2 separate regions of the Mus musculus genome follow, and region 2 is linked to region 1. The links are chromatin loops, found by intact Hi-C in ENCODE. Cell type or tissue: left cerebral cortex. All regions are shown on one strand. Each heading gives the region's core, and the rest is flanking DNA. Links, peaks and the distances in the headings are about the cores only.

Region 1 (8,000 bases), core at 1-8,000:
CGATGAGTGGAGGCTTCAGAGATTAGGACAGCCTTGGGGTGGGGGTGGGGGCACTGTCGTGCCAAGTGTCCAGACATACAAAACGTTCTCTCTCATGTTTTTTCCTGTTAGAAATCCCTTCCTTGCGACATATGCAAAACTGTTGTCACCGAAGCTGGGAACTTGCTGAAAGATAATGCTACGCAGGTAAGGTACTGGGGAGGAGGGTGGGTGTGGGCTGTGATGGAGACTGTGTGTCTGGGCTCTGGGGGTCCAGAGAGGAGCACTATTGGCCAAGGGGTGGCAGACACGGATGTCTGGCTTTCCAGGTCATACATATAGGCTTGACAGTACAAGCTTATGTTCTTAAAGATTTTATTTTTGTGTACGAGTGTTCTGCCTACATGTGTAGATTTGTACCATCTCTGTGCCTGGTGCTCAGGAAGCACACAATTCCTTTTTTTTTTTTTTTTTTGAGGCAAGGTGTTCCTATCTTCCTATCTCAGGCTACCCTCAAAACTAAGTTATACCTGTCTCTGCCTTCAGAGTGCTAGGATTAAAGGCTCTAGCCCTGGCTGTTTGGTTAACCCAGAGCCTTGCTAGGTAGCCCAGGCTTTCCTTGAACTTGCTCAAGCCTTTTTGCCTTAGCCGTCTGAGAGCTGAAATTATGGGCCTGTACCACCACACCCAGCTTACATACTGCCATTTGAGAGTATGTGCTTGGGGTCTGGGGGGTTTACCCATCGGTGTGTGGGCACGTGGAGGCCGAGGTTGACCGCGTCTCTTGACGTAACTCATTTCAGCTAGACTGTCTGGCCAGCTGCCCCTTTGGATCTGCCTGGTCTGATACACAAACTTACTGCCCCGCCTCCCCCAGCACTGGGGTTCGGGGTATACTTTGTCAACCCTGGCTTCTGTGTACATGGATGCTGAGGGTACAGACTTAGGCCTTCGTCACTGATGGGGTCGCTTGCAGGAGGAGATCCTTCATTACCTGGAGAAGACCTGTGAGTGGATTCATGACTCCAGCCTGTCGGCCTCGTGCAAGGAGGTGGTTGACTCTTACCTGCCTGTCATCCTGGACATGATTAAGGGCGAGATGGTAGGTGACTGGGTAGGGCCCTTTAAGGCACTTCTAGGGCCCAGAAGGGCCAGTGTGTTCGTATTCCCGGCTTTGGGTTTCTCCTGCAGCTCTTCTTCATAGGGCTCCTTGCACCAAGTGCTGTAGCACGGTGGGTTTCCTGTTTGATTTTCTGGGCCAGGTGCCTTGGATTCCTGACTCCTGCATCCTGTTGATAGGGAGAAATGGGTAGCCCTTGTCAGGCCTTTATGTCTAGAGCAAGCGCATGGCTTCATCTCTGTGAATGCAGAAGTCATGAGTGACCGTGAGATGCAGTGTGGGGTCAGCTACTAGTATACTCACTTGTCACTCAGCAAGTGTATACTGTGCCCAAACTGGGTGTCCGGAGCCGGCAGCGAACCAGGAGCTAGTTCTGTAGAGTCTGAAAGGCTTTCAAGAAGGGGGATTCTGAAGAAGCCAGCCGGTGGGGCTAAGAGTGCCAAAGATGGAGCCAGGGGTTTGTGAGGAAGGTGTTCATTTGATCCACAAAGCCTTCTGTGTCCCATGGAAAGACACCCAGGAAGGACAGCACACATTGCTAGGAGGTGTGATGGCAACAGATGGAAATTGAGTTTTGAAAGATGGATGGGCTAGCCAAACTCAAGAGGGATACAGGAGCTTTAAGGACTGGGAACAGCGTCCAGGTCTCTGGGAAATTTGCTGAAGTGGCCACTCCAGGAAGCAGGTTGAGCGGGGTAGAATTGAGGTGGTCGCAAGTGTGAGCCACGGTAAGAGATCAGGATTTGTGAGCTGCACAGATGTGTGTGTGTGTGAAGTCAGTCCGGTGCCTTAGCTTGCAGCTGTGAGCACACTGGCCAAACATCGGTCTCTGACTCTTCCCCTCTCCTTGGTGGCTCATTTTTCTTTAAGGAAGAGCTGATGATGGGCAGCAGTGACACTGGGGGGCTGGGAAGCCTGCAGGTTAGACACCTGGTGTGCAACTTCCTAATCTTCTAGGCACACTGAGTGAGGGAGGAACTGACTGGATGACAACAGGCTGCCCTTGGGAAAGGCTCTCAGCTGTCTCTTTTCCTTTCCAGAGCAACCCTGGGGAAGTGTGCTCTGCGCTCAACCTCTGCCAGTCCCTTCAGGAGTACTTGGCCGAGCAAAACCAGAAACAGCTTGAGTCCAACAAGATCCCGGAGGTGGACATGGCCCGTGTGGTTGCCCCCTTCATGTCCAACATCCCTCTCCTGCTGTACCCTCAGGATCACCCCCGCAGCCAGCCCCAACCTAAGGTTAGCTGAGGGTGGGTGGAGTCAGGGCAAACACAGCAGAAGCGCCACAGTGCTGGACAGAACACAGGCTCTCCCTTCAGGCCATGCCCCACTGCCTGCCCTTTCAGTACTTTGGCCTGAGTGAATGGCCATGGGTTAAAAGCCTGGTTCCCAGGAGCTGCTGAGCCTGTCTAGTGCTGTGGCCGCTTGTGAGATATGGCTTTCTCCCTGGAGCTTGTTGCTGTTCTCTTGTAGGCTAACGAGGACGTCTGCCAGGACTGTATGAAGCTGGTGTCTGATGTCCAGACTGCTGTGAAGACCAACTCCAGCTTTATCCAGGGCTTCGTGGACCACGTGAAGGAGGATTGTGACCGCTTGGGGCCAGGCGTGTCTGACATAGTAAGCCTCTATCTAGCCCCATGGTTTGGATAATGTTCTGAGCTAGGGTAGCAGCAGGTAGTGCTACCTTCCCAGTGGCCCCGAGGAAGGTGCCTCAGGGTTTCCCCGGTGCGTTTAGTGAGACCTAGATGTAATTTTGGTTAGTTGAATCTGCAGTGGAGGAAAATCACGTTGGGAAAGCTGTTTTTTCCCCTCTGTCACCATGTACTAAAATGTGTACCATGCACGACACATGCACGGCTGTCAGAGGACAACCTGTGGGAGTTGGCTGTGGGTCCTCAGGGATACAACTCACTCTGTCTGGCTCCATGGCATCCCCCTTCTAGAACGAAGGGCTGTGGTCTGTGAATGAGGCTCACAGCTCTCTTTTCCCACAGCAGTGGGGTTGCCTGATAAGCAGCTTGAAGGACATTGAGTTCTGTGGTCTCAGAACTCACTTAGTGCCCGAGAGCCTGTGAATGGCCTTGGAAGATCCCTACTGGTGTTTTGCAGCTGTGTTCTCATCTTGCTAACAATGGTCGCTCTGTGGCCTTGGGAGGCATTTGGGCTATCAGACACTGAGGACTGCCAACTCCTGTTCTGACATCTCTACAGGTTTTTAAGTAGGGGGTAGAATAACTAAATTGCTGTAGTATCTTAGAAAATCTTAAGGGGACACTTCGATCTATTCTGGGAATTGTTGTTCCTTGTGAGAGCAGGTCTCTCTGTGTAGCTCAGGCTGGCCTCGTCCATGGTTGTTGGGATTAGAAGCCCGTCCATGTCCGTCTGCAAGTCACCAGTTGGCACTGTTGAAAAGCCAGTTGGGCTGTGGTGAACTGAACCTCTGTCTCTCTGCAGTGCAAGAACTACGTGGACCAGTATTCCGAGGTCTGTGTCCAGATGTTGATGCACATGGTAGGTGGCGGGACCTCCGCTCAGTGTTCGCATTGGTAACTCCATGCGTTGGGATTCCCCTTTTTCCACTTGAGGGCCAGAGTAAAACTTCTCCTCACGATCCCGCCCATCCTTCCTCCCACAAAGTCTTCCTTAGCTAATGTGATCCCTGGACTGCCCTGGTAGCCTAGGTCTGCTAGTCTGTGCATGCATGAGCTGGCTGTCAGATTGCTAGTGTCTGGCTGAGCGCTGGCATCTGTATAGGAAGGAGCATTGCGCCACTGAGCGGGTGGGAGATTTCAAAGGGAGCCCGTGTTCTGGGTCAGGAGGAAAGAATCAGCTACAGCTGCTGCTTGTTCCCTAGCTAAAATTGGCATCTGGTAATGTCCAGGGGGCGGGGTGGGGTGGGGCTCATTGCCTGAGAGGTGGGACATGGGGCATGGGGGATATCTAGACTTGAACCGTGCTGATGTGGCTGGCAGAGCTGAGTGAGTGGGCGAGATGCCCTGCTCTCCCTCTCTCACGGACTGTCGTGAGTCCTTACTCATGCTTGAACCTGAGCCCTTTCCTGCTTTGTATATACTTACTGTCCAGCTGCTGGGCTAACCTGCTGCCCAAGCGGTCCATCTGGCTGGGTGGCTTGTTTGAGATCATTGCTCGTGCCCCAAACAAACATCTAAAGACAGCTTGTAAAGACCTCCATGGTTAAGATACCCTTTGATGTGGAGTGGCCTGGTGAAATGCTTCCTTCAGGGAAGCTACCCGTTTTTATTATAATGGGAAGTTTTTTTTTTTTAAGTTTTTTTCTGTATCAAACAATTTGGGTTTTGAAAATATACCAATGAAATCATTTTGTATTCCATCTTAGTTTAATTTGCCCTTTTCCCTAAAAACAATAGCTGGTTTTTTTTGTTGTTTTTTGTTTTTTTTTTTTTTTATAAAAGGGGAAACACAGTTTAATTTTCCTTTTCCCCTAAAATTATTGGTCTCAGTTTCTAGTTCTTACTGCATGTGGCTGCCTTTACCTCCCAAATGCTGGGGTTAAATGATCACTCCCTACTAGTCATTACTCCTGTATGTGGCTTCATATTAAGCCACAGTACGGATAGAACATAATTCATATGACTTTCTATGACCTTTGTGGGTACAGCAGACTGCCTCTGGGGCGACAACATCCTTTCAACCATCCCTGTTTGTCACTTAGGGTAACTGCAGCTGGAATTCCCAACCAAAGCCCACACACCCACCTTCCAGGCTGGCAGCTGGCCTGAGGTTGTGGAGTCTGCTCTGTGTGGAGCTTAGAAAGGCCAGAAAGCTCGCGATCAGCTCTAGGTGGAGGCCCTTCACAAGGACAGTTTCCAGCAGCCACATGCATGCTGTCAGGGCTGGACTAGCTCTCGGCCCCATCCATCCCTTCCTGCCAGGGTGTTGCCCTTAAACTCGATGACATCCCTCTGCCAGGTTAACTGCTCCATGGTTGTTTTAATTTCTCTTAACTGCTGTGTCCTTTCCTTTCTCATTGACTCCTCCGATTTCCTGTTTTTTTGTTCAACAGCAGGATCAGGTATGTGACAGAATTTGCTTTTGGTAGTAGTCTACTGCTTCTAGTTGTTGGCTATTCTCTCTTTTATTTTATTTTATTTTATTTATTATTTATTTTTGCTTTTTTTTTTTAATTTTAATTTTTTTTTTTTTTTTTTTTTTTTTTTTTTTTTGGTCTGGCATGGTGAGCTCTGACAGGTACCACGAAGGGTGTCCCCGTATGTCCTTTCCCTTACGTTCAGCACTTCAGATCCTGGGGGCCAGACGGTGTAGCTACCAGAGCCTATGCCCAAGTCAGCACATAGCACATCACCTGTTACCAGGGTGGTGGTGGCAAAGGCCGAAAGCCAGGGCCCTGACAGAACACTTGTGTCTTTCACAGTGGGTAGCATTGCATGTCTTAGCGCTGTCCCTCACCCCAGTGCTTCTGCATGGGCAAACTAGATGCAGACAGTGGCCTGGCCTGCTGGGTGGAGAGCCTTACACATGGCCTCTCGATTGTGCCTTCTGCCCTTTAGAGAGTGGGTCTTGGGGCACCTAGAGCCTCAGAGATGGCATACTGTGGGAATCAGTGCTCAGTCCATCCTGGCCGAGCCAGTGCCCGAGTGGGTCTGTTCTGAACATTGCTTCCAGGCTCTCCGGTTTGAGTTCTAGAAGCTGAAAGGCATTTTGAATCTCATAAGGAAGGGCTTAAATGGAAATGCCTGAGTTTTCATTTATGCTGCTTCAGACAGAGCGCCCCCGCCCCTGAATCTTGCCCACCCCCACCCCTCACCCCATCCCACCCCCCTAAAAAAAGGTTTTGTACCTTAGTCTCTCTCTGGCCTTGATCTCCTAATTGTAAGGTGTGTTAAAGCCAGGGAGTTTAGGAACCTGCCCTCAGTGTATCTCAGTGTGCGTGCTCTTGTTGTCAGCACCTCTGCTCCTGCGCTGGGCTCAGCCGAGGGCTGCCACACGCAGTTCACACAGCACCACACAGGGTCTGCGGATGGGACTTGCTCTTGGCTTTCGCAGTGTGGTGGTCTGAATATCCACACTCATTTCTCTCTGGCTTGGTGTCAGGATGGTGAGAGGGGATCTGTGTGAAGCCCTTGTGACGAAATATCTGATCAGCTCAGGTCCTGGGCTCTCACATGCCCTGGGTACAGTTGTGAGCACAGAATATGGCTTCTGGGAAAAGCGGCCTTTCTTCCCCTTAGTGTACCAGTTTACATGGAACTGTCACTGAAGGGGGGTTTCCATGTGATTTTAATTCTGACATAGTCACATTGGGCTTTCTGTGAGATCATGAGCCTTATAGTTCCCATCCAGAGAGCTTACCCCTGACAGTGAGCTGGCATACGTAGCCTGGCTGTGCTTGGGGGTACAGAAAGTGCTAGAAGACTATCCTACGGTGAGGGGCGCTTCCTCTAGGTGGAACTGGGTGTACACGCAGTGATCTTTATTTAACTGGAGCTGCCAGCCTGAGTGGGAAGAGGGAGCTTTACACGAGCCCTCAGCTCTGCTCTGCTGTGTAAGGAAGGGTTTGAGGGCAGCATACACAGGCTGTCTAACACAGGCCATGCTTTCTTCAGCAACCCAAGGAAATCTGTGTGCTGGCTGGCTTCTGTAATGAGGTCAAGAGAGTGCCAATGAAGACTCTGGTCCCTGCCACCGAGACCATTAAGAACATCCTCCCTGCCCTGGAGATGATGGACCCCTATGAGGTACCTTCTGTTGCTGTTCTCTGCCGACTGGAACAGATACCCCATCCTCCCATGGTGTCACGTCCTCTCCGGGCCCTGCCTGCCTTCTGAATGTGTTTCGAGTTGAAACCTGGAGGAGTTCTATACGTGCCCATAATCTAGATCCTGGCTTCACACCTTTAGGAAACATGTGGTAAAAGCATGCCCGAGGGGTCAGGTCCCAGCCTTAAAACACTCTCCTCTTGTCCTTCACAGCAGAATCTGGTCCAGGCCCACAATGTGATTTTATGCCAGACCTGTCAGTTTGTGATGAATAAGTTTTCTGAGCTGATTGTCAATAATGCCACTGAGGTATGCTGGCCTCCTTGCATGGGGGCGGGGAGGAGTGCTCAGAAGGTGCCTGGGTGAGTTGGGGGGGGGATGGTTCTCCTGGCAGATATATACCCCAGTACCCAGGAGGGAGGTCTCTAGGGGAGGGCTATAGCACCCAACTCTGGACTGGCTCCTGGCATGCCTTGCATCTCTTCTTTGTGTCCAGCTCCAGTCTGATGCGCCTTTCGCCTGTTTCAGGAGCTCCTAGTTAAAGGTTTGAGCAACGCATGCGCACTGCTCCCCGATCCTGCCAGAACCAAGTGCCAGGAGGTGGTGGGAACATTTGGCCCCTCCCTGTTGGACATCTTTATCCATGAGGTAAACCCCAGCTCTCTGTGCGGTGTGATCGGCCTCTGTGCTGCCCGCCCGGAGTTGGTGGAGGCACTTGAGCAGCCTGCGCCAGCCATTGTATCTGCACTGCTCAAAGAGCCCACACCGCCAAAGCAGCCCGCACAGCCCAAGCAGTCGGCATTGCCCGGTAAGTCCACGGCACACTGAGGGAAGAAGGGGCCGCTCTCCATTAAGGAGCACTTGCCAGTGTTAAGCCCTGTGTCGTCCTTTCTGTAGCCCATGTGCCTCCTCAGAAGAATGGTGGGTTCTGTGAGGTGTGCAAGAAACTGGTCCTCTATTTGGAACATAACCTGGAGAAAAACAGCACCAAGGAGGAAATCCTGGCCGCACTTGAGAAGGGCTGCAGCTTCCTGCCAGACCCTTACCAGAAGCAGGTATGGGCGTGTCCGTTCACTGCTAATGTTCCAGTGTGTGTTGGGGGCGGTGCTGGGGGTGGTGGTGGTGTCCCTGTGTGCTCTAGGC
Region 2 (15,943 bases), core at 2,990-10,989, 50 kb before region 1:
TAGTGGTTCAGTTAGTGGTGAGCTCCCATGGGCCCAGGTTAGTTGACATTGCAGGTCTTCTTGGAGTGTGCTTTCCTCTCAGGCTTGCTCACTTCTATCCCCCACTCTTCCACAAGGCTTGCTGAGCTCCGCCTGATGCTTGGCTGTGGGTCTCCTCATCTATTTCCCTGTTGGATGAACCCTCTCAGGCTCTCAGGGGATGGGTGTGTCAGACTCAAGTCTGGTTGTTCTTTGTATTCACATGTGTTTTAAAACGAAAGTTAAAAATAAAACAATTAAAAAGTGTAGCCATACAATTGTTGAGTTGCACACACACACAGAGAGACAGAGAGAGAGAGAGAGAGACAGAGAGAGAGAGAGAGAGAGGCCTCCAAGAATATAGTCATTATCATGAGTATACTGTGCTTGAAACACGAACAAACATGCTTATTCTATCAGGCAATGCCAGAATTTGTTGAGTAACACTAAATTCACAATGTTTAGTGGTTTCTGTGATGGCAATTTGTCATCCAGCTACCCAGGCAAACTGGTGAAAGCAACATCCTTTCCAGTCTTTTAATCACTGAAAATAACTCTCAGCACATAGTAAATATATCTACACACACACACACTTGCAAGCTCACATGCACACATACACATACATATGCATGTGTATACTCACATACTCATATGCATACAGAGGCACACACGGCTACACACATATGCACACGTGGACACACACATACACACATGCACACACATGTGCACATAGATACTCATGCACATAAAGGCACACACAGGTACACACACTCATATGCATGCAGGGACACACACATACCATGAGCACACATGTATACACAGTTACTCATATATATACACAAAGGCACACACATATACACATTCATATGTATAGACAGACAGACAGACAGACAGACACACACACACACACACACACACACACACACACACACACACGGATTACAGAGTGAATACAAGTCCGAGGTCCAGAGGCTTCAGAAGTCTGTACAGTAAGGTAAGGCCGTGGGCTAGTGTAGAGAGGGGGCTGCGGCAGGAGCCAAGGAGTGAGGTTTGAGAATGAAGCTGCAGAATTCAGCCCAGGGATGAAAGAGTCCAGAGCAGGAACACCAGCCACCGGTCAGGCCCAGAGACAGATGAACAGGTGGACAGGCAGGCAGGAAATGGAGCTGAGCCAGGGAGTCCTTAGTCCTTAACACATACACACAGTGTCAAAGAAGGTGGGCTGGTGTGGAGCCATGCGTTCACGGCACTTGGCAGTCTAACACTCCATGATAGTGGTTCTCAACCTCCGTACTGCTGTGACCCTCATGGTGTGGTGACCCCTGACCATAAACTTATGTTCATTGCTACTTCATAACTGTAATTCTGCTACTGTTATAAATCATAGTGTAAAACTCTCTGTATTCCAATGGTTTTAGGCAACCCTGTGAAAGGTTGTTTCTATTGCTGTGAAGAGACACCATGACCAAGACAACTCTTACAAAGGTAAACATTTAATGGGGGCTGGCTTACAGTTTTGAGGTTCAGTCCATTATCATCATGGCGGGAAGCATGGCAGCAGGCAGGCAGACATGGTGCTGGAGGAGCTGAGAGTTCTACATCTCTATTGGCTGGCAGCCAGGAGAGGCTCTCTTCCACCCTGGGTGCATAGGAGCCCTCAAGCCCACCCCCACAGTGACGCACTTCCTCCAACAAGGCCACACCTCCTAATAGTGCCGCTTCCCACACGGCAAGCGTATGCAAACCCCCACAGGGTCATTCAGTCCCATAGGGGTCACAACCCACTGGTTGAGAACCACTGCTCTACGTAGTCAGGTGAGGAAATTACAACTTTTAAGTGGTCTGAAGTGTCCAATTTTTATGGCCTGTTTTCTTTGGTATGGTTTTAATGAGCTCATATTGTGCCCAGATTGCAAAAACCCCAAAGAGACTACCAGGAACCACAACTCTGATACAAGCACATGAGAGTGGTTTGTTTTGTTTTGTTTTGTTTTTTTGTTTTTTCGAGATAGGGTTTCTCTGTGTAGCCCTGGTTGTCCTGGAACTCACTCTGTAGACCAGGCTGGCCTCGAACTCAGAAATCCGCCTGCCTCTGCCTCCTAAGTGCTGGGATTAAAGGCGTGTGCCACCACTGCCCGGCTACACATGAGAGTCTTTATTCAAGCTGGAGCCTGGGCCACAAACCTTACTGATGCAACAGGATAGGAGAGTGGCCCTGAGGTCTAGGGGAAGGAAGTTTATGAAGGAAAGAACCGCAAGTGGGGGTTTCCAAGCCTTGGAGTTACATGAGAGGATAAAGGAATATTGGCCTTTAAGCTAATTGGTTTACAGCACCTGTTTGAACCACAAGGAGGGAGCATATATCAAAAAAGGAGCAACTTGGGGACTAGCAAGATGGCTCAGAGGTTAAGAGCACTGACTGTTCTCCTGAAGGTCCTGAGTTCAAATCCCAGCAACCACACGGTGGCTCACAACCATCTGTTATGAAATCTGATGCCCTCTTCTACTGCATCTGAAGACAGCTACAGTGTACCTACTTATAATAATAAATAGATCTTTGGGCCAGAGTGAACAGGGACTGAGGGAGCAGAGCCGACCGGAGTGAGCAGAGGTTCTAAAAATTTCAATTCCCAACAACCACATGAAAGCTCATAACCATCTGTACAGCTACAGTGTACTCATATACATAAAGATGAATAAATCTCACACATATACACATTATATATGTATACATATATATGGAGAACTACACAGTGTGTGTGTGTGTGTGTGTGTGTGTGTGTGTGTATGTATATATATATGTGTGTATATATATACATATACACACACACACACACACACACACACACACACATATATATATATATAACTTTGACCTGGGAAAGGCTTATGTTTTTTTTTTAAATTTATTTATTTTATGTATATGAGTACACTGTAGCTGTCTTCAGACACACCAGAAGAGGGCATCAGATCCCATTACAGATGTTTGTGAGCCACCATGTGGTTGCCGGGAATTGAACTCAAGACCTTTGGAAAAGCAGTCAGTGCTCTCAACCGCTGAGCCATCTCTCCAGCCCCACTTATGCTTTCTTAACCCACTCTATTGTTATCAGTTAGCTGCAGCTGCTATGTCTATTTTGCAACATTTCATGATTTTCAGGAACATCTCATGATTTTTCTCAGACCTCAAGGGTGGGGGCTATGCCTCTCAAAGGGCAAGTTAACTTAGGATGGAGTCTTAAGAACAAAATGAAGTTCATTTTGCTACCTCAGCCCCTTCAAAGTGACCTATTGTGGTGGTTTGAATATGCTTGGCCCAGGGAGTTGCACTATTAGAAGGTGTTGGCCTTGTTGGAGTAGGTGTGTCACTATGGGCATGGGCTTTAAGTCCCTTGTCCTAGCTCTCTGGAAGCCAATCTTCTCTTAGCTGCTTTCAGATGAAGATGTAGAACTCTCAGCTCCTCCTGCACCATGCCTGCCTGGATGCTGCCATGCTCCCACCTTGATGATAATGGACTGAACCTCTGAAGCTGTGAGCAGCCCCAATTAAATGTTGTCCTTATAAGAGATGTCTTGGGCTGGGCAGTGGTGGCACACGCCTTTAATCCCAGCACTTGGAGGCAGAGGCAGGCGGATTTCTGAGTTCGAGGCCAGCCTGGTCTACAGAGTGAGTTCCAGGACAGCCAGGGCTACACAGAGAAACCCTGTCTTGAAAAAACAAAACAAAACAAAACAAAACAAAAAAAAAAAAAAGAGTTGCCTTGGTCACGGTGTCTGCTTACAGCAGTAAAACCCAAACTAAGACACCTACATACTTTCAGTTCACCCCAATAAACTTCTTTAAATCCATTTCCCAAAGTGTCTCCCTGCCTCTCTGTCTAGGACCCGAGCAAGTTTCAAAGCTGCAATTCACTGTGACCAGGTGTGCTCTTGTGTGATCTGAACTGGTCCCCACCCTTTGTGTTGACTGGGAGTGGCTTTGTTGGAGGTCAGAGCTGTTTCTCATCTCTCCTGCTACTTACCACCAAGGTTTGGGTTGCTGTCATTCCCAAGGACCTTGGTTTGGACTTTCCTAGATGCAGAGCCTGAGATAAGAATGGGGTTTCATCCTTGGAGTATGTAGAACAGTAGCATTTTCAGGAAACAAGGACAGAGGAGGTGTTGAAACAGGAAAGAAAAAACCCAAATGACAGGGTGTGATTGAGGTTATTGTGCCTCATACCAGAAGCACCCGTGATGCCCCATCACGAGGCTAAGCTTTCCACACTGCCTCTGCTCTCCTGGACTCAGTGTCCAACCTGGTCCAGGCTATCCAAGTGTCCCCAGATTTGGAGAAAAGTTCTGAGACGGTGTGGTGGTTTGAATGAGAATTGTCCCCAGAGGCTCATGTATTTGAATACTTGGTCTCCAGTTGGTGGAAACATTTGGGAAGGATTAGGGGGTGTGGTCTTGCTGGAGGAGGTGTGTCACTGGGGATGGGATTTAAGGTTTAAAAAGCCCACGTCATTCCCAGTTAGTTCGCTGGGCTTTTGCTTGTCAGTTACACGTGAACTCTCAGCTACTGCTTCAGCACCATGCTTGCCTGCCTGCTGCCATGCTCCCCGCCACGAAGGTCGCAGACTATAACCCTCTGGTACTTGTCAATGGAGATGAAGCTCCAAAACCAGGAAGCCCTTGGGACTGGAGAGACCACAGTGTGTTGTCCAAAGCATTCTTTACAGGAGGCCACCAAACCTCTTGGGCCTAAGCAGTGTGACCAGACAATCAGAGGCCCTGGGCCTGTTGCTGGCTGCTGCTTTCTGCCACTGCTTTAAGGACCATCACAGACTTCTCGGCTTTACAAGCCACACAAGCTAGAGTCTTACAGTTCTAGAAGCCAGATGTCCCCAGGAGTCTCTCTGGATGGAAGTAGAGGTGCCCCAGGGCTTCCATCAGGGGAAGAAGTGTTTCCTTACCTCTCTCAGTTTCTATGCCCTCCACACCCTCCGCCCCACCCCAAACACACCACTCTGGTTCCCAGCCTCTTCCTCCATCTCTAAAGCCAGGACTTTATATCCTCTGATAACAGTGGGAAAACACTCCAGGAAGGTCTGTCTGTCCTAGGCCCTTCCGTTCTCTCTGTCTCACTGACACGTTGGTCATCAGCTCTGACTCACACATGGTCTGTAAGTCATCTCTTCTCACCCAGCAGTCACACTGTTCCCATCTGCTTCATCTCTCAATGGCTTCCCGATTTCAAAATCCAGCCGGTCCAGCCATCCCACCCCAAATTCCAGTATTCGCTGAATGGTTGGTCTCAGTAGCTAAGAAATATGTCCTTAGGTTCAAGCTGCAATAATGCCAAAAAAAAAAAAAAAGAGCTACAAACAAAAAAGCCATATACCTACCACTACCACCAACAATAACAAACAAACAATAAAGCAAGGGTGCTGGCTGGTTTTGTGTGTCAGCTCGACACAAGCTACAGTCATCAGAGAGGAAGGAGCCTCAGTTGAGGAAATGTCTCTCTGATAGGCCCATGAGGGGCCCAGCCTGTAGTGGGTGGTGCCACCCCTGGGCTGGTGGTCCTGGTTCTATAAGAAATCAGGCTGAGCAAACCATGGGGAACAAGCCAGTAAGCAGCTTTTCAGTCATGGTGTTTTGTTGCAGCAAGAGAAACTCTAAATAAGACACCAAGCAACCCCAAGCCAAAAACTAGTTCCACTGTACCCCATAAATATGAACAATTCTTAAGTCTCAATGTAACACGGCCCAAGCTGGGTGTAGCTGCACACACCTGTCAGCCTGGCACCCAAGCAGAGGCAGAAGGAGGTGCCGTGGTTTGAGGCCAGCCTCCTAGGCTACAGAGTGAGGCCGAAAATGTCTGTCTCACAGTGTCCCCCCACCTCCAAAAAAAAAAAAAAAAAAAAAAATCAAGTCGACAGCAAACCTGAGCCCAGAAACCAATTCAATTTTAGTGCATGGTGGTACAGGTGAGTTGGCTTCTTATGGAGGGACGTGGGGGTGGGCAGAGAGTCGTGGGATTGTGGGAGGGTCTGTTTTCCAACCAAACTGGCCTCCTTCCCTTCTAGAGCCTTCTTCGCCTGCAGGCCTTCTACCCAGCTCTCCTCCCCTGGCAATGTTCTAAACCCATATACCTTCTCTGCTCAGCCTTAAGCTGCGTGAGGGGAATCAGGGCTGTGTCCATTCCCAAAGCTGCTATGGAAGCTAAAGAGGGTGCTCACCTTGGCTGGGTATGAATCCTCCCTCTCCGGGGCGCGGTGATGATTAACTCAGTGACTCTTCTGCCCTCTGGCGGTCAGCTTCAGAACAGCAAGTGCCATGTGTTCACTTTCTCGCTATGCTAAAAGTGTCCACTAGAGAGTAGCAGTGTCCTCAACCCTCTGCCACCGGATAGGTGGCAGTCCAACCCTACCTTTTTATGTAATTTTGACACTGTCTCAGGTAGCCCAAGCTAGTCTCCAACTCTACATAGCTAAGACTAGCTTTGAACTTCGGATTCTGCTGTCTCCATCTCCTGAGTGTTGCGATTATAGGCATATAGCATAGTTATGCTGAACTCTAACCTAGTTTTAAATGTGCATGCATGTATGTACATACTTTGTGCTCTTTTTAATTTTTTAAATGGGTCTCTTGTATCTCAAGCTGGTCTCAAATCTGATATGGCATCAGGGATGGCCTCTAACTCCTGATTGTCTTGCCTCTCCTTCCCAAAGGCTGTGATAACAGTTGTGCCCCGCCGCGTTCACCCTTGGCTTTACAATATTAATAATCTCAAGTTTGTCTGCTGCTCTTGGTTTTGAGCGAAAATACTGCTCCCTGGACCAAAAGCAAGTTCATCTCTTACCCTAATTAGTACACCAACCTGCCCTGGGTCTTCCCCTACCTGGCGAGCAGCCAAAGTGCTTCAGTTGTGACTCCCAAATCATTGGGAAAATCCCAAGGGAAAGTCAGAGGCATACATCATTCATAAGCAGAGCCCCGAGTTCTAACCTCAGCATCACAAACCAGTAATAGTAAAAACCAATTGTAGGAGCACTAAACCGGGGGCTGGAGAGATGGCTCAATGGGTAAGAGCACAGGCAGCTCTTCCAGAGGTCCTGAGTTCAATTCCCAGCAACCGCATGGTGGCTCAACCATATGTAATGGGATCTGATGCCTTCTGGTGTGTCTGAAGACAGCTATAGTGTACTCATACACATAAAATAAATAAATAAGTCTTTTTTAAAAAAAAAGGAGTAAAAGACCAATAGAAATAAGCCAATGTGAAGACAGAGCATTAGAGACAATGGCATAGGCTCAGGCTCAGCTTCAAGAGCATCTCTGATGCACACGCACCATTTACTTTGTACTCGTGAGCGTGCACACCGTGACACTCTTGTGAGCATCAGTGTTGGACTGTAGGTGTGAAGTTATGAAAAACACCAAGGAAACAGAGTCGCTGTCACAAGTGTCCTCGGGGCCCAAGAGATGAAAGCTGTCCTAGGTCCCACTGTATGTAGGAATCTGGCTAGAATATTGTCACCAGCTGTTAGACACAGCCACCAACCCAGCCAAATCATCGCCATCCTCCTGAGGCCAGCTGTGTCCCTTGCAGGCCATCCTAGTTGGCCTTGTTGACTCCCTCGTGGAGAGAGGAACAGAGTAGCCAGTCGTGTGCTGTTGTGTCCTGATTGCACTGGCCTTAGGACGGGCAGAACTAAGGCAGAGACTCCATCTACAAAGCCGAGAGGGAGTGGCCTCTTTAAGGTTACCCAGGCCCCTGCCCAGGACCCATAGCTCAGCAAGTATGCAGAGTGAGCACAATAGCTCCCCCCAGTGGATCCTTGTGGGATCTACCCCTTTGTCCTTAGGATTGTAGGAGGAGGTTAGGCACCATCTGCATCTTCCCCAGAGTAGAAATGTTCCATCGCCAGCCCTGGTAAGGGTCACAACCTTGCTTCCTGCTCAGTCCCATGAGTTTGTCCCACAGTGGTTTCTATGCCAAGTGTCATGAAGAAAAGGCTTTTTGTCGGTTCTGTGGGCCCTTGAGCAGAGGGCCTCACTGTAAAATCATGAACACGGTAAGACCCACAGCTGGGTTGTTGATCAGTTAGTTGTTGGAGATCAGGTTGTTTATGCGTTTTTATTGTCGCTTTACTATGTAACCCACAGCGGCCTGGTGCTCCCAATGTAGCCTAGTCCATTTAGAACTTGAGGCAATCCTCCTGCCTCTACTTCCTGAGTGCTGGGATTACAGGCATGCATTGACATACCAACTCAGCTTTGGGCTTTTGCTTGCTGTTTGGTTTTTAGGTTTTAAAAAAACTACCTTTTAAAAATTATTTTATTTGTATGTTTGTGTGCGCATGCATGTGTGCTCCTGTGTGCTGTATGAGTTTATACACACCATGTGTATGCAGGAGACTACAGGAGACAGAAGGCTGCAACAGATCCCCCGGAACTGGAGTTATAGGCAAAGTTGTGAGTTGCTACGTGAGTATAAGAAACTGGTCAAGGGGCCCCTGCAAGAATGTGTTCTTAAATGCTGCTCCGTCTCTCTAGCTCCATAAATACCACCCTTATTGGAGGCTTAGGTTGGCTTCTGGTTCTCTATGTCTGGCTTTGAATTACTGATCCTCCTGTCTCCACCTCTTGAGCATTGAGATCACAGACAATCACTGGCATGCGTGGTGGCGCATGCCTTTAATCCCAGCACTCAGGAGGCAGAGGCAGGTGGATTTCTGAGTTCAAGGCCAGCCAGGGCTACACAGAGAAACCCTGTCTCGAAAAAAAAGAAAGAAAGAAAGCAATGCACAAAAGTGGGCAGAGAATTTGGTCTCTGAGCCTGAGGGCTTGAGTGCCATCCTGGAGCCCATATGTGGTAGAAAACTAGCTCCCAATTCTCTCTGCAAGTTAACTTCTGACAAACACACACACACACACATAAACATACACACACACACAAACATACACACACATACACAAACCTACACACACACACAAAACACATACACACACAAACACATACACAAACATATACACATACATACACAAAGATACACACAAACACATACACAAATGTATACAAACATACACATAAACACACACACACATAAAAACACACACACAAAGCCAGGCGAGGTGGCGCACGCCTTTAATCCCAGCAGTCGGGAGGCAGAGGCAGGTGGATTTCTGAGTTCGAGGCCAGCCTGGTCTACAGAGTGAGCTTGAAAAACCAAAAAAAAAAAAAAAAAAAAAAACCACACACACGATACAAACAGCACCAGGTCCATCCACAACATTGGACTGTAAAATATGGATTTTTTTAACCTTTCTGAGAAAAGAAAAACAAGCAAATAAACAAACAAACAAGCAAAAAACATGTTTAAAGGATTTCAGACTGCCATTGGCTCCAGGTAACCAGAACAATGGAGAATGGAGCCATGAGTAAGGGATGTGGTGCCTCCAAGATTGATTGGTTACTTTTCTGCTTCTGTGACAAAATGCCATGAGCAAGGATGACAAAGCAGTGTCATGGGGAACGGAACCACCAGGCCCCAGAACTCTGCCTTCATCCTGGCTTCATCCACCTTGAACTTTGAAGTGTGTGGTTTTCTCCTAAGAAAATAAGGGAGCGAGTTAATTTTCTTCTTGTCTGTGGGTGAGTGAGTTATGGTTGTAGACTGTTGTTCTGGTCCAGCAGTTTCACAATGCAGTGACCTCATCTGCATGAACTCAGATGCTGTGGTCTCAGAGAAGGCACAGAAGATTAATTAGAGGGTCACTTGGAACAATCGCTACCACTTTGTCTTGTTTGATGTGTGATTGGTTCCTAACTCATCGATTTAAAGTTGTTTGTCTCCTGACTGATGACTTAAATATGATTGTGTTTCAGCTGAGCCTATTTTTCAGTTTGAAAAGTCAACTGTTTTAATTATGAAAAAAAGCAGAGGCTTGTAGAGGGGGAAAAACAGAATGTCACCATGAAATTCTGATCGCTTCTCAGCTTTCTGGCCAAGATTAAAAATGAAACGCACACTTGTATCTGCACTGAGCCGGTTTGCGTCATCCATGCCATTTGTCCCAGCATCTCATTGGCGTCTCTATAATATACCGCAGCGTTAAGTGTCCACACTGTTTAGACAGTCAGGCCATTTCCAACTTTTCCCTTTTACAAACATTGTGTAGTAGAGTGTTTAAATGTGAGTATCTTTAGCCATGATGTCCTTATGGACAAATGGTTAAGATTGGAATTACTATGTCCACATTTATTTGCATCTGAAAAGGGATTATATTTTCTCAAACATATTGTCATCCCAAAATATTTTACCCTTATCTGAGTATATGTACCTGTTTATCCCCCTTTCTTCCCACCAAAACACCTGATGAAAATTTAGAAGTGTTTGCCAGTCTGACAGGCACAGTGTTGCCTGGCTTTGGTAGCTTCTCTGTGGCATCTGTATTTCGTGTTGTTTTCTAACATGTGCATGCTCCTTGTCTACCTGAATGTAGTCTCCCCTGAGCAGTTATTTTGGATGTTGTTGAGGGTTAAACCTAGGGTCCTGTGTGTGCCGAACAAGCGCTCTACTACGGGGTTATGTCCTTAGCTTTTACTGAGTAATTGTTGCATGTAACTCTAAGCTGTTGTATGGACTGTAAATAAATTTCTCTTCTGATATAATTAAACACACACATACACAAACATAGACACAAACACACACACACACAAAAACCACATACACACACACAAAAAAAACACATACACAAAGACACACACAGACAAACACCCAAACACACACAAAAAAACACATACACACATAAAAACACATACACACACAAACACACACACATAAAAATGCACATACAAACATAGACACAAACACATACACACAAACACATATTCACACATACATACACAAAAGCACACACATATACATACAAACACATATACATACAAACACATACAAATATAGGTTAAAGCAGAGCAAGGGCCCAGACACATCTGTTTATCTCTGCTTCTTGCTTTGTTTTGTTTTCTTGAAACAGGGGTTCTCTGTGTAGCCCTGGCTGGCCTGGAACTTGATTTGTAGGCCAGGCTGGCTTTGAACTCACAGAGGAATGCCTGCCTGCCTCTGCCTCCTGAGGGCTGGGACCACGTACTTAGCAGTGAGGTACTTGCCCAGCCCGTGCCCCATACTCTTTTTTTTTTTTGTCTTTTTTTGTTTTTGTTTTTGTTTTTGTTTTTGTTTTTGTTTTTGTTTTTTCGAGACAGGGTTTCTCTGTATAGCCCTGGCTGTCCTGGAACTCACTTTGTAGACCGGACTGGCCTCGAACTCAGAAATCTGCCTGCGTCTGCTTCCCAAGTGCTGGGATCAAAGGAGTGGGCCACCACGCCTGGCCACACTCTTTTAAATTTGTTAACGAATTGATGTTTATTAGTATGGGAGTGGGGTGGGGAACGTTTCTATGCTGGCCACTTTTATGTTGACTTGACACAAGCCGAAGTCATCTGTGAGGGAGAAACCCCAGCTAAGAAAATGTCTCTCTAAGATCTGGTGAGCCTGTAGGCATTTTCTTAACTCGTGATTAATGGGGAAGAGCATAGGCACTTGTGGGTGGTGCTACCCCCGGGCTGGTGATCTTGGGTTCTATCAGAAAGCAGGCTGAGCAAGCCATGGGGAGCAAGCCAGTAAACAGCACCCCTCCGAGGCCTCTGAGTCAGCTCCTGCCTCCAGGTTCCTGCCCTGCTTGAGTTCCTGCGCTGGCTTCCTTCGGTGATGAGCAGTGATGTGGAAGACTGAGCCGTAACCTTTCCTCCCTAGTTTGCTTTTGCTCACGGTGTTTCACCAAAGCAATAACAATGCCAACTAAGACGATTCCACAGCACGTGTGCAGAGATCAGATGACAGCCTCGTGTTCTCTGGTCCACAGGACTCGGTTTGCCAGGCTTGTGTGGCCACTGACGTCACCTGCGGAGCCATCTTGGGGACTTGGATTGATTTGTTTTTGTTTTGTTGTTTTGTTTTGTTTTGTTTTGAGTCAGGGTCTTTCCTTGTAGATCTGGCTTTCCTGAACCCCACCTCAGTAGACCAGGCTGGCCTCTGAACACATAGAAAGCCAGGCTGTTTCCAACCTGGGACCCCAGAGCTGGGGCAGGCAGATACAGGATGCCTACCTATCTAGCTGAAAAGAGCTGTGGGTTCCAGGTTCAACAAGGGATCCCATCTTAGCCAGAGGTGGAGGTGTACCCCTATAATCCCAGCACCTAGGAGGGAGAGGCAAGTGGGTTCTTGTGATCTCAAAGCCAGCTTGCTCTATATCGAAAGTACAGGTTAGACCTGGTCTCCACGGGGCAAGGAGGAACAGACAGACCGATTGAGACCCTCTCTCCAGGTAGGGAGGAAGACCCCACCATCCTGGTCTCCCTGTCTCCCCATTCAAGGGAATTTTTTTAAAAAAAGATTTATTTATTACATGTAAGTACACTGTAGCTGTCTTCAGACACACCAGAAGAGGGCGTCAGATCTCGTTACAGATGGTTGTGAGCCACCATGTGGTTGCTGGGATTTGAACTCTGGACCTTCGGAAGAGCAGTCGGGTGCTCTTACCCACTGAGCCATCTCACTAGCCCCCTCAAGGGAATTTTTTTAAAAAGATTTATTTATTATATGTAAGTACACTGTAGCTGTTTTCAGAGACACAGAGGGCATCCAATTTCATTAAGGATGGTTGTGAGCCACCATGTGGGTGCTGGGGACTGAACTCAGAACCTCTGGAAATGCAGACAGTGTTTGTGAATAACCACAGAGCCATCTCTCTAGCCCCAGGCTTTCTTTAATTTTAATAAAAAAAAAAAAAAATTAGGGGGCTGGAGAGCTGGCTCCGTGGTTAAGAGCACTGGTTGCTCTTCCTGAGGACCTGGGTTTGATACTCGGCACCCACACGGCAGCTAGCTCCAAGGATCTGATGCCCCCTTCTGGTCTCTGAATGCACTGGGCATGCAAGTGGCACACAGACATACACACAAGCAGAACACTCATACACATGAAATAAACTAAAAATAAAAACAAAAATTAAAATTAAAAAAAAAATAGTGGAAGGGTTGAGGGGAGGCACAGATTTGTGGAGGAGGTCCCGGGAGTCAAACCCAGGTCTCCAGGCCTATAAGGTGCCTCAACCCTGGTAGGCACCACAGAGCCTGTCCTGGACTTGTCCTCTTCAGGGGAGGGGCTTCTCTAACTTCCGGACTGCCCTTCATTGTCTGTTCTATTTTGCCTCATCTGAACTTCACTGAAGAGGAGACTGAAGGCAGAGAGAGGGAGGGGGCTCCTTCCAAAGTTGTAAACTGGACCACACTGGCCCAGGCAGGCCAGAACATACTGGAGAGAGATGGCCCCTCGGCAGATGGCCTCTTGCTGCAAATGGCTTCTTGGGCCCTAGAAAGATCGCCCTGAGGACAGGCAGGGTGTGTGTGACCTCATAGTGTGTGAATGATCTGAATAATAGCGACCGACCCAGAGCTCCAGCTGCTGCTGGTTAGCAGGGCAGGCACACCTATCCCTAGAGCACTACTGTGTGTGTGTGTGTGTGTGTGTGTGTGTGTGTGTGTGTGTGTGTGTGTGTGTGTATGTGTGTGTGTGTGTGTTTGTGTGTGTGTGTGCATGTGCCAACTGTGCACAAGTATGGCCCCACTCAGGCCTAGGGCAATGAGGGTGCTCCTGCTCCGGCTAGGGGAACCCATCACCCCTGCCTGTCCCATGGGTAAGGTTTCTGATCCCTTTTCTCAGGAAAGCTGTAGTGCAGGTGACTGGCTTTGCACACAGTAGTAATTTCGAAAGAGGATGGATATTGCTCAGGGCTACAGGCTCAAGGAGTCTTGTGCAATGTTGGGGGCAGGGGAGGAGGTGGTGGCCAGAAACTGTTGGTGTCGCTTCCCTAAGCATCCTGGGCTGCTCTCCCCAGCTTAACCTCCAAAAATGCCCTGTGTGGGGGAACAGAGGTCAGGAGGTGGCTCAGCTTTTTGTTGGGCGAGGATCCAGGAAGCAGCAGACCAAAGACTGATTTAACCAATCAGTTGGTTGACTGATTGACTGATTGGGTTTTGAGATAGGGTTTTGGGTGGCTGTGGCTGGCCACAGCTTCTCTAGGTAGCCAAAGCAGGCCCTGAGCTCACAGAGACCCACCTACCTCTGCCTCTGGAATGCTGGGATTAAAGGCATGTATATCACCACTGCCCAGACCTATTTATTATTTACTGAGACTCCCTCATTCTGTAGCCCAGGCTGGCCTGAAACTTGTAGTAAAAGCCTTCTTCCTCAGCTTTCTTTAGTGCTGAGGTCACAGGCACAGATCACACCCATCTGGAATTCTTGGAACCTAGGGAACCCACCTTACTTACAGTGATTAGCTAAACCGCACCCTTCACATACCTGCGATCCCTGTTACAACAGAAACAGATTTTTTTTTTCAAACAAAGCTTAATGCTTCACTGTTGTAATCCCGGCCATCAGCACCAAAGTGAGGATGGAGACTTCCGGGTTAGCCTGGTCCACACAGCAAGATGCTGTAGCCAACAGTAAGCTTTAAATATTCAGCCTTATTAAGGCTGCAAATATAAGTTGCTTTCAGATAGAGGCCTTTTTACGTTTCCCCTCCTCTTCATCCTTTCTTTTTCTTTCTCCCTGCTTCTCTCCCTCCCACAATTACTCTCCATAGATTACAGCATATTGCTGTTGTAATCTGTGGACTGTTGGAAACAGAAGCAGACACCCACAGCCAAACATGGGTCAGAGGTCAGGGACCACAATGTAAGAGTTGGGGGGAGGATCGAAGGAGCTGAAGGGGATGGGAACCCCACAGGAAGAACAGCAGAGTCAACTGACCCGGACCCCTGGGAGTCTCAGAGACAGAGCCACCAGCTGAAGAGCATACACGGGCTGGACCAAGGCCCCTGGCACATGGGTAGCATACGTGCAGCTCAGTCTTCGTGTGGGTCCTCCTACAACTGGGGCTGAGGCTCGTCTCTAAAGCTGTAGCCTAACTGTGGCCCAACCGGGCTGTCTTGTCTGAGCTCACAGAGACCCACCTACCTCTGCCTCTGGAGTGCTGGGATTAAAGGCATGTATATCACCACTGCCCAGACCTATTTATTATTTATTGAGACTGAGACTCCTTATTCTGTAGCCCAGGCTGGCCTGACACTTGTGGTAAGCCTTCTTCCTCAGCTTTCTTTAGTGCTGAGATCTCAGGCACAGATCACACCCATCTGGAATCCTTGGTGGAAGAGGATGCACCCAACCCTGCAGACTTGATGTGCCAGCATAGAGAGGATCCCTGACGGAGGCCTGTCCTCTCAGAGGAGAAGGGGGGAGATAGGGGGAAGGACTCTGTGAGGGGGTGGGGGTGGGGGTTGCGGGGGCTGAGAGAGTTGAGGAGGGAGGGAAAGGGCAGAGTTTGGGATTTAATTAATTAATTAAAAAATTATTGGCCACCCCATCAACCCTCTATAACTCTACTTGCAGGGGATCTGATGCCCTCCTCCGACCTCTGAGACTTCAGGCACTATACACAGTGGTCCACAACATACTCTCGGGCAGAAGAGTGGTTCACAGAAACTAAAATAAATGCATCTTTTTAAAAAAATGGCCACCAGAAGATTCTTTTTTTGTTGCAGAGCATAACCCCTTCAAGCCGGCTCCTCCAACAAGCCCTTCACGGACAACTCCGTGACCGGGGCAGGTACTCTGAGGCCTGACCTCATTGTTCTGTTTGAATTCCCAGAGTACTGCTTGTGGCCTTTACAGACATTTTCAGCAGTGGGACCATCATGGGGGATCAGGTGTGTGTGTGTGTGTGTGTGTGTGTGTGTGTGTGTGTGTGTGTGAGTTCTTGAATAGAGGGAGGCAAAAGGACCGTGAGTTCAAGGTCCTTTTTGAGGATGCAC

What was found. Peaks named below come from ENCODE experiments on the same cell type or tissue, not always from the same donor. Only the 100,000 strongest peaks of a DNase experiment are listed, where the experiment ranks them.
Region 2: a loop joins it to region 1, with 2.0 times the contacts of the local background. A loop is called at or near these places in 8 of 42 quality-filtered maps.

What each region holds. Positions count from the first base shown.
Region 1 is chr10:60,292,394-60,300,393 of GRCm38, forward strand. Psap (prosaposin) reads left to right here. Exons shown (of 15, transcript NM_011179.3): 3 at 112-186; 4 at 956-1,081; 5 at 2,140-2,337; 6 at 2,572-2,715; 7 at 3,553-3,609; 8 at 5,144-5,152; 9 at 6,705-6,836; 10 at 7,071-7,166; 11 at 7,386-7,665; 12 at 7,755-7,912. Among named protein-coding and RNA genes, the nearest start is that of Psap, 19 kb to the left of the region's middle. In left cerebral cortex, for the core only: no CTCF peak of the experiment used is centred there; DNase peaks (open chromatin) are centred at 3,771 and 6,515; H3K27ac peaks cover 1,473 bases.
Region 2 is chr10:60,238,925-60,254,867 of GRCm38, forward strand. No RefSeq gene overlaps it. Among named protein-coding and RNA genes, the nearest start is that of Chst3, 28 kb to the left of the region's middle. In left cerebral cortex, for the core only: CTCF peaks have their summits at 6,347 (motif pointing left), 6,554 and 7,823 (motif pointing left); DNase peaks (open chromatin) are centred at 6,330, 7,848 and 10,067.